Regions from separate parts of the Homo sapiens genome. Here region 2 is linked to region 1. The links are chromatin loops, found by intact Hi-C in ENCODE. Cell type or tissue: B cell. All regions are shown on one strand.

Region 1 (8,000 bases):
TGCAAAAAAAAAATTGCAGCATAAAACACTATGTTTGGCCAATTCGCCCAGTGTTTATTCCTAATATTTTAGGAATGATTGCCTGACCCAGAATAATGCAGCTTTGTTACTGAACACCAAAGTGTAGAAGCATCCACTCTGGTAATGACATCAATCATCCCTGAAACATTTCTTAGATTTGGCAATTCAAATGTCCATTCTCTAGCATAGAGTACTTTATACAAAGTAAGCATGTGACACATACCTGACCAAAATTCACTCTTGGACTTTAACCTAGGAAACAATGAATTACTTAGGTCTTTGATCTAAAGGCCTCAGTTATTCAAATCACCATAATTGCAGCTGTCAGGACTCTATTCACAACTGACAGAATAAAACTCAAACTGACTTAGGGCATTTATTGTCTTATGTTTCTGAAAACTTTAGATATCTGCAGCCAGAGGCCAGATCCAAGGCACCAAATAATGTCATCTAGAATCCGTTTTTAAATCTTTTGATTCTGTTTTCCTGTGTTTCCCTCTTTATCACACTGGTTCCTCCCATGCACTGGCAAAAATAGTGACTAGCAGATTCAGGCTCACTTCCTAGCAACTCGGCAACCCCAACCAAAAGAGACCTTTTTTTTCCCAAAAATTCCAGCAAAATATATCAGATCACATTCATTAGACAGATTTGTTTTATTTGTCCATCTTGAACTAATCATCATGGTCAGAGGATGAAGAGCTGATTAGCTGGGCCTGTGTCACATTCCCACCATCTCAATATCTTGGAGGAGCTGGAGGGCCTGGGGAGGGATGAATGTTTGGACTAGGTCAAACCCACACAAACAACAGGTTGAGAGTGGGAGAGCCTGGTTTGCCAATGGAAAATGACTACCACAAAAATCTAACCTTATTATCCCTAGTGTGACTCATCCTTTTTATTTTCAAGATGTCTTTGGACATCTTTCCTTAAAAGAACCATATTTGATTAGTTAAATAACTCTCAAGATGTTCCAGAGCTTCATTGCACAAATAACTGATTTACAAATTTCTGTATTTTACACATGCACAAATCAGTACTGTTTGCATGAATCCCATCAGTTAAGGATTAATTTCTACTCTTCATATATTTTACATCCTTGAGAAGAAAACTTAGCAAGCCACACAGCTGTGTGTAACCAGATCAAGTATTCTATTGAATGAATGCAATCTAGTTATTGTTCCTTTCATATACGTAATAGATTCCTTTACTCATCTTAGCTGATTGAAAAATAAGAGGCTGTGTTAGTCTGGACCCAATCAGGAGAGAGTAACCATGCAGTAAGTTGAACACGGAAAGTTTCATATAAAGAATTATTAACTAGAACGGGGATTAGAATACAAGGGGTTGGGCAATAAGAACTGGAAAGAATCGGAAAGAATATATGAATAACAGTGTTAAGGAGAGACACTGCTCTCGGTCTGAGAGAGCTCAGGTTGGAGCGCGCCCTCAGGCTGAGAGAGCTCAGGTGCTAGATCCAGACTTGGTTGGGAAGGATCACTTCCCTGGCTCACTGGCTGACAGAGGAGTTGCTGTGGTGTCCTGTGGGCAGAACTTGTTGGCAATCCTCCCTCGAGAGAGCCGGGAAAGCTGTTCATGGGGAGCTAGTTCACAGGAGGAGCTCCATAACAAACCATATAAAGGGACAGTGGGCGAGGAAGCTGAGTGCGCTGACTACCATACCCTGCAGGAACTGAACGCAGGAGATGCCGCACATGCCACAGGAGTTGGAAGCGCTCTGCTACAAATTCACTGCGTGGGAGGGGAGGGTTGCTGGAAAGAGCTACTGGCTGCTGAGTGCTACTGACTACTGTAGACTGCAGAAACTGGACATTGGTGATGCTGTGAGTACCATAAGCACCCAGTGCTGGAACCTGCTGAGTGAGTACCCTGGAACCAGAAAGCAAAATTCTTTTCCTCCTGCAGTGTCTCTCTAGCACCTTCCACTCACAAAGCTTCACGGCCAGCTGATATATATATTGAAAGGGCCCAGATCCGTTTTTATAGCCGAAAAACCGGGTGAATTTGGACCTGAGAGGCAATAAATAAATAATCAGGCCGGGCGCGGTGGCTCACGCCTGTAATCCCAGCACTTCGGGAGGCCGAGGCGGGTGGATCATGAGGTCAGGAGATCGAGACCATCCTGGCTAACAAGGTGAAACCCCGTCTCTACTAAAAAAAAATACAAAAAATTAGCCGGGCGCGGTGGCGGGCGCCTGTAGTCCCAGCTACTCGGGAGGCTGAGGCAGGAGAATGGAGTGAACCCGGGAAGCGGAGCTTGCAGTGAGCCGAGATTGCGCCACTGCAGTCCGCAGTCCGGCCTGGGCGACAGAGCGAGACTCCGTCTCAAAATAAATAAATAAATAAATAAATAAATAAATAATCAGCACAGAGGCATTGAAAAGCCGTATTTTGACACTGGTGCTGTAATACTATCTAAACTGTGCATATCTTTTATTTTCCTTATTTTCTTAAGTTTCTTTTCTTATGAAGATAGTGAGAATAAACGTATAATTCCATTCCTCAGGCAGTGAGTGCATCGATGATTCTAAACATCATTTGGCCAGCTGTGGAGGAAGAATTCGTGAGAAGCCGTCTGAGTAGCTTTCAGAAGCAAGCATGAAGTTCCAGACAATTTTAATTTTATATAGTAGTTTTCTTAACAACCCATGGGACGTTATTTATACTTTAAATTTAGAGAAACTGATTTTCAGAAGGTTTTAATAACCTTTACCATATATTCAACTCAGCTTATGGTAGGGCTAATTATTAGTATATATTAAATTTGGGGACATAAAAACAATGGTTCTTAAACTTCCAAAAATGTTATTTTCATTTTCAAGTATAATATACAAGCATATTTTAACTGCACAACTTGATGAATTTTCAAAAACTGAACCCACTTGTGTGACTAGTACACAGTTTCATAAATGATTAAGGTGCTAGAAGCTCTTTTCAGAATCCAAAGAAAGTTGAAGCCTCTTGTTCTAAAATAGACACTAACACAAAACAATTAGCTTGAAATTTCAAAATTTCCACAGAATAGCAGGAAAGAATGCCTGTGTTTATTTAATAATAAAAACAAAGTAGATTTTCCCTATGAGAATACAACAGCCTAACTCATTTGGTTTTAGTTTCTTAGTTCAAAGAACAGGAACAAATGCTAATACGGTACTAACCTCATTGATTTTTGAAATCACTAAATAATTTATGTTGAGTTTTACATTTTAATTGGTAATACATATTAAATAATAAATTGGTACTAATTATATTGCCTTGATTAAAAAGTAATGGATTTTGTTGCCGTTTTTCATAAAAAATATATTAATATATTTTTAGATGAATACAAATTTTTCTCAGAAGATAGTTGGGAAATTATCTTCATTTTTCTAAACTAGATTTTTGGCTCTTTTTCAACTTCAACTTACAGTTTATTAATCATATACACTTTGGAAGAAATTAATCACAGGTAGCAACTGTAACCGTCTATAGATTAAATATATAAGAATTTAGGATTATATTCTAAATTCTTCAATATTTGGACCCAATCGGACATTTTCAATTCAAGAAAGCACAGTGTATTAATCATAAACACATTATTGACTGGGAATTATTACTTTGGCCACCAGATGGAGCCAGTATTGTTTCAGAAATGCAATGAATCCTGATATTTTTCACATTTTCCCACTCTAACCCAAACTAAAAGTTTTAAATTTGCTTCTAAATTTTGTCAGGAATTACAGAGCTACTATTATTAATAAAATATATTATTATTATTAAAAGCTATTATCACTATTATCTATAAACAAACACCTAAATTTCCTAAGTGTAAAATGAAGGAACTGTTTTCGGTACCTATTAGATCTCTTCCTAATTTAGAATTCTCTAATACATGCTGAGAATATTTTTGTAGTACCATTTAAATTCCATTATGCTACCTTGATGGCATTCTTTGATATTTTATTATTCACAATCATGGAAGTCATTACCGATATTATAAATGAGAACTTAAAGCATGCATTAGGTAATAAGATGGGGAGAAACAGAGGTGGAATAGAAAAGATTCTTACTGGTATTTATTATGAAAGTCCACTGAATATCTAAACAAAGTTCAAAATGTAGAGCCACCTGGTCCAAGAGAATGTAAATTTGTGTGTCTATCGTCCCAGTCTGAGGCCTCTGCAAGTTCTGCATAACCCAATGTCAATTCTCATCAGAAAGATCTAGGGAGGTAACACTGAAATGTTAAAGTTATTTGCGAAAGTTGGAATGTTTAAACATTATCCTCTGTTCAAATTGGATTTTTAAAAATTTGATACTCATGAGAACTTATGATATATTGAAGAAAACACATGTTCATATATGCATAAATGCATGTATGTATCTCTCTCTCTAATGTTGGTTTCTGCTGTTCCTTTGTTTTCTTTTCCCACGTTTGGTGCATAATAAATACCTATCTTCCAAGAAGTTGATTCATATATGTATATTCTTAATATTTCAACCTCACTCTTTTTGTAGCATACTCTAATGAAATCATCGCTGATACCATGTTTGAACATGAAGTTGCTGGTGAAAGGGAAAATTTGAGCTGAGAGAAGAAATAACCTCACAGTAACAGAAAAGAGTTAATACAAAATGAGGCCATGGCAGCATTTTAGGAAGATTGTGTACACGTTGGTGGCCAGGTCGTGACAGAGCTCAGCAACCTTTCAAAGCCAGTAACTCAGGGGAGTGGAATTCACACAATTAGACTAAGCATGTAGTGTGAGAAATGATTTGACAATATGTGAAAGGCAAGAACAGGATGCTGTAATTGATTTCACCTATAAGAGGGCAGAAGGGAAGTTGTAGGTGAACAATAAGAGAAGTTGAGCTTTTGATGTTATATAAACTTAATGGGCATAGTTCAGAAATGGCATGTGGTCTCTAGGTTACTGTCAATTACAATCTAAAAATAAGGAATGGTTGCTGTTGCTAGGACTGTACCTAAATAGAATTGTGCTATGATTAGGCTAATGAAATATAAAATCTGTTTTGGGGACTCATTCTCTAAACGTGAAATTGGGGGGTGTGAGAAAGGATGAAAAGGAACAAGGAAGTCAAGCTAATGGCTAAGAATATAGACTCAGAGGTGATATTGTGAGTTCTAATTCCTGTGCTGCCACTTTCAAGCTGGGTGAATTCAGCTTTCTACATCTATGTTTTCTTATCTGGAAAAATGGAATAAAAGTGATATTATTGCAAGCAGTTGTTAAGATTAATTGAGATTATATGTAACAATAGTCCTCAATTTGTGATATATGCTTGGTAATGTAATGATAATGGTAGTGAATAGTATTAATATCTCCAGACTATTTTTTTCCAGGAGATACTTGGATGGCACTGAGCAGCAAAGAACACCTCAGAGGAGGCAGTTTATCCTATTTACTTACTGGAGGAAATAGCAAATGGCTAAGATTTGCCAAAGGACTAAGTGCCCCTTACTATGGCAGGAAAAAGTATTCCATTCAGGTAATGAAGTCCCCTGGGGAAATACTAAGAGGAGAAGAGCTGCTACCATCCAAGATATACATTTTCTAAGTGGCTTGCCTGTGGGCCCACTTTCCTGTTTAGTAGCGGGGATCCTTCAGAAATGTTGCTCAAGGACTAGGAAGATTGGACAAATGTCCCACCTACTGCATCTCTCTAAATCTTTATAGCTTGGGAAAGTGTCTAATTCTTAACAGAGCATTTCACTGATAAGGAAATTTTACTTACAAAGGAAAAAGAAAGATGCAAATATAATTATCTACCAGAAATACAGTTCTGCTAAAAGTAGAATTTCTGAAAATTCTTGATTCGTCATGAGGACCTTTGATTGCTCAGAAGGTAGAAGGAGCAATGAAAATATTAGAAACTTCAGAGTTTGCACAGGTAATGTGCTATGGATAGCAAACAAGTCGATGGCAAAGAATGGGTCAGGGAGGAGTTTTGGCACCTGTGGGACCCCAATTATTCCAGTCATGAAGGAGAAAATGTGAGCCTGATTCTTACAGAAGCCCCATAACTACAGTGGGATACAAGCTAATGGAAAATGACTTATCAGGGGTTTATAAATATGGGGTATGTCCATTGGTTTGGAGTCTTGGTCTTTAAAAAAACCTAAGGAGCAACAATTTATCATGTCATATTGGAAAAACCAAAGTAAACTTATGAACTTTAAAAGGAATATTCTCTCCAGGTCTATATGAAAAGTGGCCAAGAGGAGCAGTGGTGTATTTGCCCACCGCTGACATGGGAATCCACATAGCTATGTGCACAGATTTGGTCTCTTATATTGTCTTCACAGAGAAATGCCAGCGTTCCTAGGGAAGTAGCCGATTCCATACCTTAGGCAATGGAAAATTCAAAATAAGCAAAGACCATCTTACTATTGCTGGAAAGCAAGAAATCTTTTCAAGGATGTTGGGGGTAGTGCTAAAAAAACAAAAGCGCAGCTTAATGAAGCTCCTTTTGATGAAGTTGTGACAATCCGATTTGAGTTAATGGAAATAAGTATTTTTTAATTCTTGAAAATTTAAGAGATGTCTATTATAAGGGGCACAGTAATTCGAAGAGAAAAGAAAATCTGTTTTAATGTTTATTTTTGTTTTAAGTTCTGGGGTACATGTGCAAGATGTGCAGGTTTGTTACATAGGTAAACATGTGCCATGGTGGTTCACTGCACCTATCAAGCCATCACCTAGGTATTAAGCCCAGCATGGATTAGCTATTTTTCCTAATGCTCTCCTATCCCCCATGCCACCGCCTGACAGGTCCCAGTGTGTGTTGCTCCCCTCCCTGTGTCCATGTGATCTCATTGTTCAGCTCCCACCTATAAGTGAGAAGAAATAAAAATTTAATGGTATTTGTTGTATTGTCTTTAATTAGTAGAGAATATTTATATATGAATATCTTGATTTATTATTAAATTTATATTTATATAGATATGCATTTCTTTTATTCTGTGTAATTAGGAAGTGAGTGAGTCAAATATATATGAGAAATGTAGTAACTGGAACAAGAATTTTTGGTACTACTGAGTACATTGAACAACCAGATACAACAAGGTCCCACATTCAGAAGTGCTGGTTCACGCAATAATCAAGTAGGAAGAAATCAACACTAGGGGTACTAAGATTGCGAATTAACTAACAAGAGATATAGGAATAAACAACTGAGCAAGCCCTGTGACTTATTTTCTATGAGATGAAACCTCAATGGTGCCTCTAATAATATGCCATAACAAAACATATGTGAGTTTCTGATAATGTTAGCAGTTGAGGTCTACACAAAATGATGAGATGAGTTATAAAACACTGGCCATGCAAGATTGAAAAGGAAATGCAGAAGAGAACGTAAGATGCTAGGTTGCAAAAATCCTAGGTGAAAAAAATGAAGTTAAAAAGCCTTAGTGAGCTAAAATATAAGATTTAACTATAAAAAGCAAAACAAACAATTCAGAGAGATGACTAGAGCTCACATGTGACTCATTTTGGCAGAAGTAGGCAGATTCTTTGCCCAGCCAAAAAGCAATTGGTTGGTTACCCAAATCCTAGAACCTCAACAAATCTGAGATGTTAATTGGATGAGGAGGAAGCAGGTTCAGTTTCAAAAACATGCTATAATACAAGAAGGCATAAAAACAAAAATGAGAAAAATATAAAATAATGAAGAAATACTGAGAAAAAATAAACTCAGAGTCCAGCTTTTTACAAAATAGGTGTAAGTGTAGCAATACATTTTATACTCACTGGATTTGTACACATTTTATCTCTTGTTTTTGGAGTTTAAAAATATTCAAAAGAATTAGTCATAGTAGAATTATAATTATTGTTTAAATAATGGAAGTGACTTTAATTAAGTAAAGCTTTAATCAATGTTTAACTGTTTAAGGAAATTTAATTTTCATAGTTTTGGAAATGTATAAGTTTAATAAATTGGACATTAAATAAAATAAA
Region 2 (8,000 bases), 1.6 Mb after region 1:
ATTCCATGTTAAAAATATTTTAAAGTAGTCAACATGTATAGTCAATTTATTTATTTACTTATTCATTTCACACTTTATTATTTGGTTTTTTTTTTTACACTTTAAAATTTATGCAAGATTTTACACTCCTAGGAACACAAAATCCCCAAATTTAGTCGCCATATCAATGCTTACAAATTCCTGGCAGGAAAGACTTCTTCGGATCTGGAAGTTCTTGCTTGGGTTTTACTACTCTTATACCCTTAAAAGAAAATCCAACAAAAATCTACAGGAGGGGCCAGGTGCAGTGGCTCATGCCTATAATTTCAACACTTTGGGAGGCTGAGCTGGGAGGATGGCTTGAGCCCAGGAGTTTGAAACCAGCCTGGGAAACATAGCAAGACCCATCTCTACAAACATTAAAAAAAAACAAAAACTCTGCAGGAGAGCCTACTAGATCCTGCATATAAAGGACAATAATGGCAAGCATTAGGAGAACAAGTCTACTCTCAGTGGTGGAAACAGTGTGGCCACAGAATGTCTGAATGTCCTAAGTGAGCCAAATGGAATATCTGCTTGCCCCTACAGTGAGAATATCAGACAGACTGTACACACGTGGAGCTAATTTACATTTCTCTATCAAGAGTTAAAACCAAGAAAATGAGACAGATCAGTGCATCCAGGGACTCCTGGGGTTCCTTGGTCTTGTCTAGTAACCCGATCTAAGATGAAAGAAGAGTAGAGGAATCTTAGATATATAATTTTATAACTTGCTTTGCAGATTATAAAACTGTCAGAGTTTAAATACTGTAAACACAAATACAAATCTATATTGTTGAATTATGTTTATGTATTAACAAGAAAACAACATTAAAAAGTATTCTAAATAACTAACACATATGCCTTCAATAGTGACCCAAATTATCAAGCTCTGCAGCCCTAGTTGTCTGCTGGATTTGTCCCGTGATCAATTTCGAGTGAGGGCTGCCTCAGGGGAAATTCTGTGATCAAAAGGCTCTGGGTCACCTGAAGGATGAGCCTTGGGGTCCGTGCTTTTAAGACAGATAAATGCTGTATTTCTCATGGAGAGTCAGAAATCAGAAGATAGAATTTTCCAAACTGGAAGAGGGAGTATTTCAGTCTGTTTTCTGATGTTTATAACAATATCTGAAACTGAGTAATTTATAAGGATGAATTTATTTCTTACAGTTATGGAGGCTGGGAGGTCCAAGGTGGGCAGGTGTATCTGGTGAGGGCCTTCTTGTTGGTGGGGACTCTCTGTGGCACCCTGAGGCAGCACAGGGCATCACATAGCAAGCAGAGTGAGCATGCTAAGTGCTAACTTAGGTCTCTCTTCCACTTCTTATAAAACCACCAGTTCCTCTCTCATGATAACTCATTAATCCATTAACCCATTAATCCATAATTTATTCATACAGCCAGAGTCCTCATGATCTAATCACCTCTTAAAAGTTCCACCCCTCAATACTGCCACATTAGGCATAAAATTTCAACATGAATTTCGGAGGGGGCATTCAAACCATAACAGAGGGATGTGGAATGCATGTCGGTAGTGTAAATTAACCCAAATAACCAACATAAAGTGAGGGGTTAAGGGGGAGAAACCCACATCCACCCCACAAACATAAGATCTGCAATCACAAGGGGGCCATTCAGCAACCTTCAGAAACTTAATAATATCCCCATAAATGAGGGTGCAGAGTAGGTAAAGCACTGTCATCTCCTCCAGAAATCATTTCTGATCACCTCTACCAGTCTGGGTTAAACACCCCTCTTCTGCATTCCCATATCAACCTGGGCTTCCCACCACCTTGCACATCACAAAGTGAATTTTAACTGTCTGCCTACTTGTCTGTCTGCCCTACTAGACTGAAAGTGCCCAAGCAATAGGATTTGTTTCTTCATTGCTGTATCCCTGGCATCTAGCACAGAAGCTGGCATATAATAGGCACTCAATAAATGTTTGATGAATGAATGAATGAATGAATGAATGGACAAATTCTCGAGTCCCACTCATCAGGCATCACTAGGGGAGGCAGCCACATGGAGCTTATCTAGAGAGCTCCAAGCTCTGGACAAATGAAACTCTCAAATCCTATCAGAGCTCACAGTCGCAGCAACCATTGTCTTGCACCATGCTTGTAGAGAGGAAGAGACCAAGGACCAAATGATCATTGTCATCACGTAGGAGGCTTCTTTAACTCTGCCAGCGCCCAGCAGTTAACAGTTCAGAGCCTAACACAATACTCAGCACAACGTCATAGGTACTCAATGAATATTCATTGAAAGAATGAATGAATCAGTCACTTTAGCACTTCCTTTCCCTTCCAAGGTAATCCTTTGAAAAATTAATGGAACTTCTTAACTACTTCTTGCATGAAACTTCAGACCTCACTCAAGGACGGGGAAGCATTTCAGTTCTGATTAGAGGTCTGACACCAAGGCACACTAATGCCATGTCAATGGGTCTGACATGTGCGACTTAGAAGATTTTGCAAGCTGGCATGAATCATGATCACTTCTTTGCATGAGAGCAGGGATTGTTCCACCCCCAACACACTCCACCACCACATGCCACCATCACCCCAATCCTGTCTCTACTCCAGTGGCTCTCAACCTTGGCCACACATTAGCATCACCTGAAAAGTTTTATAAAATCTTTGGACCATGCCCTGGAACAATTAAAACAGAATTTCTGGAGGTAGGACCCAGGCATTTTTTAAAGCTCCCTAGGTGATTCCAAAGAGCAGCCAAGCTTGGGAAGTACTGCTGTCTTGACAGTCAATCAAACTGCCTCTTCAGTTCACAGTTGGCTGAGCCCTCTCCGCCCTTGCACATGGTTTGGCTGCTGGCTGGGTCCGTCCATCTGTTTGGCGGTGGCAGCAGTCACTGCTGCTTCTGTTTTCTCATCGTTCTTATCTCTGCATATTCATATGCAATATTTTTACCCTAATTTAGAGGATTGGAATAAGACTTTTGTAAGATTTTAGAACTCATGGCAGCACAACAAATGCACCTACATTTCCTTATAAGTGCACATGTGTTCGTGTGTATATATAGATGTCGTCTACCCAGAGTTTCACTTTGCTTTAGTTATTTCTTCATGCTCAGAAAATTGTATGAGCAGACTTCAGTTTCAAGAGGAGGTACTAGTTTAGGTTTGTGATGAATCTTTTACACCCTCTAGTGGTACTGCTGGGGCATATCAGTTTTGTGCAATGGGTTTATTAGACTCCTAGTCTCTTCATAACCAACAGCATCAAAGGAGACTAACCTTAGAGGTCTTTTGCTCTTTGCTGCTGTATTAATCCCAGTGATGCAATCTACCCTCATGAAGAAAAGAAGCAGATGAGTATGTAACTTATTCCTCAGCCTTTTGCTGGTCCTCCAAAGGGCTCGTCATAGGTACTTAATGAATATTCATGAAAGAAAGGATGAATCAGTCACTTCAGCACTCCCTTTCTCTTCTAAGGTAATCCTTTGAAAAATTAGTAGAACTTCTTAACTACTTCTTGCATGAAACTTTAGACCTCTCTCAAAGAAGGAGAGACATAGTAAAAACAGGACATTCACTTAGCAAAAGTGTATTGAACACTTACTATGTGCCAGGCACATGTGAGTAAAAACAATCATATCATATCAAAGTGTCTTTTTCATTGTTGTTATTTTGTGTTAAAGTATGAAGATCTTAATGTTAAGACAATAGAGGAACCTTATGATTAAGAGCTCAAAGCTGGAGCCAAACTGGTTCACGTCCTAATTCCACAATTACTGGATGTTTAACATCAGGCAAGTTACTTAACCTCTCTGTGCCTCAGTTTCTTTATCTGCAAAACAGGGATGGCAATAGTACCCTTATCATAGGATTATACTATAAAGTGCTATCTAATATTATCATTTTAATCATTAAATGTATCTTAAAGGTCCTAATTTAACTCTAGAATGATTTGCCCAGAAATTCCTTTCTAGTAGGAAATACACAAGTCATATCAAACTTCTTTTGTAAGCATGTAAGAGGCCACCAAGGTCTTCTGCTTCTTCCCCAGGCCAGTTCATGGGCTTTCATTTATTCTTGGCTTCAGGGCATTTTCTCTTAGCTCTTCTTATCTAAACCAGGGGTCAGCAAACTATAGCCAGGGGATCAAAATCTAACCCAAGGGGCTTGTTTTTATAAATAAAGTTTTATTGAAATGTAGTTACACTCATTCATTTATTTATTGTCCTATGGCTGCTCGCATGCTACAGTGGCTGACTTGAGTAGTTTCAGCAAAGACCATACAACCCACAAAGCATAAGATATTTACTACCTGGCCCTTTATAGAAGAAGCTTTCTGGCCCTTGTCTAGACTCTGAGTCGCTCTGGGCTTGCTCCCAGCTGTGTTTAGAGAGTAAGACACAGAAGGTCTGGGCTAGCCTATGTGAGAACTAAGCATGAAACCAGGTTTCACTCTTCTACCTGCCAACAAGGACTCCCCTACTCCTCTGGTCTCCCCTCCACCCCCTCATCCTGTAGTTAAAGCCCTTAGTATATGAAATGCAAGTCTTAGAAAAAAAATTGAAGAATTGAAAGACCTTTTGAATTCGTAGTTGATACCTACTTTGGGACATTTTCCTCAATTTTCAGCACCCACATATTTTTTCCTGGTGTCTAGAATTATTGAACTCTGAGCTTCCTTGCTCCCTGCAAGTAACAAGATAATGGCCTACTCTCTCCTCTTATCAAAGGCTAATTGGGTAGCTTTTTGCTCATGATATACGTTGGGAATATATTACATATATTTGCTGGAAAATATACCCTGTAAAGCAAAACTAACAGACTCCAATGAGACTGATGTATATATCCTACAAATGAGGTAAAGTAAGCAGACAGCCCCTAAAATTTGTGATAAAAGGGAAAACATTACAATTACTGGAGGTAGGTAACCCATATTAGCCATGGACTGATTCCCAGAAGGGACCTTATGAGAGAATGCAGGTGGCCAGGTTGAAAGGCAGATGTTTTCCAAGTATGGGATCCCCTCTGGAAAGACAAGGACAGAGATGAATAAATGACTAATGTGGCCTTGGATTCATTTGTGTGAGAATGTCAGAGCATACAAGGCAGAGTAGGAGGTCAGATCCATAGACAGCCTAAACATTCTCCTTAATGTTTACAAGGTTGCCTGCCTGGGATTCACTCTGTGTTGCAGCACTGTGAGTGGAATGGTAAAAATGTGAGCCTTGGCATCTGCAGTAACCTTGTTCTTACTAGTTCTGTGACCTTGAACAGGTAACTCAACCTCCTGAGCTTTACTTGACCCAAATGTCAAAGGTGGAAAATTCTTAGAGTTTTAAGTTGACAGAATGCAGGTAAAGTACTTAGCACTGCACCAGCCATCCAGCCAAGCACAACTCTTGGAGACCCACTCAACATTAAGTTGAAGAGAGCAAGATCTATGTCTTGTTCACCTTTGTATCCCCGCCATCCAGCTCTGTGTCCAGCAGATGGATAGTGGGTGCCCAGGTTAAGTTCATTGCATCATAGAGACAGAGGCAGTTCCAGGCATTCCAATGATGACCAGAGAAATAAGAAAATGCTGCAGGGGGCAAGGAGGACAATACTAAATACTCAGAGATGCTTTCTCAAACTTAGCTTGGACACAAATTTTCCTCTCTCTACCTTCTATTTTGATCATGAAAATCGTGTACTGTCCTGAAAGAAGTGAGAGGGGATTGGGTGGAAAGAGGGAGGCTGAGATAATTGAATAATGTAAACATGTCAAGTTATGTGACCCCACTGACCTGGCATCTTCATTCACAGAGTATGATGGCTAAAACAGGAGCCCCAGAGAGCATCCCTCACACCTGGTCCTGCTTAGAGCAAGACAGGCACACGTGATTTTTGGAAGCACTGATAGCAATCTCCTAGGAATGAAAAACTGAGGTTGTATTCTTTTTAGACTCTAGCCACATGTTTTCCACTGTTTTCTTGATGGTCTTATAATACTGTAAATTTCATTCAACCAATATAATTCCATCCCAACAGGCTCTTCCCTCTCTTTTCCCTGGACAGTTTTGTTTTGCTATTAGGTCTTTCTTTACTTTTGCTGCTTATCATGTTGTAGTATTACATATTTCTTGACTTCCACTGTTCTTGCCTTTCTCCTTATTTCCTCAAAATGATATGTTGTTGCTTGCAATGCTGTTGCTTTGTGTGATCCTAATTACGTTAGCAATCTAAGGAAAAAGAAAATTATGTTTTCATGATTTTCAGTAGCAGTTCTATTTAAATGACTTTTCTGAACCCCACATGGTCCTAACTATTGAATGAGTGAACATTTCTTTTACTTTAGAAAGTTTTTTTATTCATGGAGGAAACTCAGAGGCTTATGCTCTTTCTGAAATGTGCCTGAAGAACTTCAATCTATTCTAAGGCATTCTTTTTAGAAGATCTGTACAAGAGTCTGCCTTGTCACAGAACACAAACATCTTTGAACTATGGAATAGCAAATCCTCATTTATTTCTTCAGCTAGCATTTAATGAACCCCCTAATACTTGCCAGGGATTATGCAGATGCTGAAGTAAAGAGCACAGTTCCTGGCATGAATAAATTCCAGTGGGTGAGACACACTGCCACAGATTTAGCTACCTCACAGTGCATTTGAAAGCACAGAGAAAGACCATCTACCCCAGTGAGGGTGGTTAGGAAAGATTTCCTAGAGCACTTGGTGCTTGAGCTGAATCTGGAACAATTAGCATTTTAGGTAGAGTGCAAAGAGACAGAATCCTGATGAATGAGCACTTTGGTGACAGGAAAATCCAGATGGGCTGGAGAGCAGGCAGCATGCAGAGGAATGACTAGAGATGAGTATTTGGAGAGAGAAGGGGGGAATTCTCACCATTCACTACCCTCTTCCTTCTAGAGTTGCCCGAAGTCTCCACAGTAGAGCTTCTAAACAAATAAACCTCCCATGTTCATTAAACTCTGGGCCAAGTTTTGGGATATGAAGAGTAGAAGACATAATCCCTGCATTCAAGGTTCTCACACAGTCTGGTGGAGGAAGCTAGAATATGAGTAAATAATTACAGTGTGGTGTGTTAGGTACTAAGCTAGAGGTTAACAGAGAAGTGATTAACTGTTTTGTTGGAATCATAAAAATTTCTATGAAAGAAGTGAGCTTTTTTTGAGACAAGGTCCCACTCTGTTACCCAGGCTGGAGTGCAGTGGCAAGACTGTCAAGGCTCACTGTAGCCTCGACCTCCTGGGCTTAAGTGATCCTCCCACCTCAGCCTCCCAAGTAGCTGGGAGCATAGGCATGTGCCATCATGCATGGTTAATTTTTTATTCTTTGTAGAGACAGGGGTCTCACTATGTTGCCCAGGCTGGTCTCAAACTCCTAGGCTCAAGCAATCCTCCCTCCTCAGCCCCCCAAAGTGCTGTGATTACATGTGTAAGCCACCACACCTGGCCAAAAGAAGTGACTTTAAAACAGAGTTTTGAAAACACAGCAGGATTTCAGGAAAAAGAAATAGCAAATGGAAGTAATTGAAGTATATAATTGATTGGCTAGGGTTTTTGTGGACCTACACATACTTTATTGTTGCTGGAACCTAAAGTTCCAAGGACGAAGTGGAAGGTGATGAGGCAAGAGAGATAGAGGCCAGTTTATAAACAGCCATATAGGATGTGCTTCTAGGAGTTTGATGTTTATCCTATAGGCCAGGGAAAACCAGTGAAGGACTTTAGGAGGGAGGTAATATGCCCTTACTTGCATTTTGAAAGGTTTGTTCTTTCTAAGCCTATAGCAGTGGAGATGCAAATGAGGGGACAGCTTTGAGAGCTATTAGGACATGCCTAGTCTTCTTTTAACGAAAGTATAATGACAGGGTCATCATTCTTTATATAAATCATTGATTTCAAAAATATCTATGGGCCAAGTGCAGTGGTTCATGCCTGTAATCCCAGCCCTTTGGAAGGCCAAGGCAGATGGATCACTTGAGCTCAGGAGTTTGAGACCAG

The links. Hi-C counts contacts between places; a loop is a spot of excess contacts. Peaks named below come from ENCODE experiments on the same cell type or tissue, not always from the same donor. Only the 100,000 strongest peaks of a DNase experiment are listed, where the experiment ranks them.
Region 2: a loop joins it to region 1, with 26 times the contacts of the local background. A loop is called at or near these places in 7 of 110 quality-filtered maps.

Annotation. Positions count from the first base shown.
Region 1 is chr6:71,530,386-71,538,385 of GRCh38, forward strand. No RefSeq gene overlaps it. Among named protein-coding and RNA genes, the nearest start is that of LINC01626, 110 kb to the left of the region's middle. In B cell, CTCF peaks have their summits at 3,670 (motif pointing right) and 3,872; no DNase peak of the experiment used is centred here.
Region 2 is chr6:73,178,031-73,186,030 of GRCh38, forward strand. The region is part of intron 11 of KCNQ5 (potassium voltage-gated channel subfamily Q member 5); the gene reads left to right. Among named protein-coding and RNA genes, the nearest start is that of KCNQ5-AS1, 39 kb to the left of the region's middle. In B cell, CTCF peaks have their summits at 3,179 (motif pointing left) and 3,378; a DNase peak (open chromatin) is centred at 3,171; H3K4me3 peaks cover 471 bases.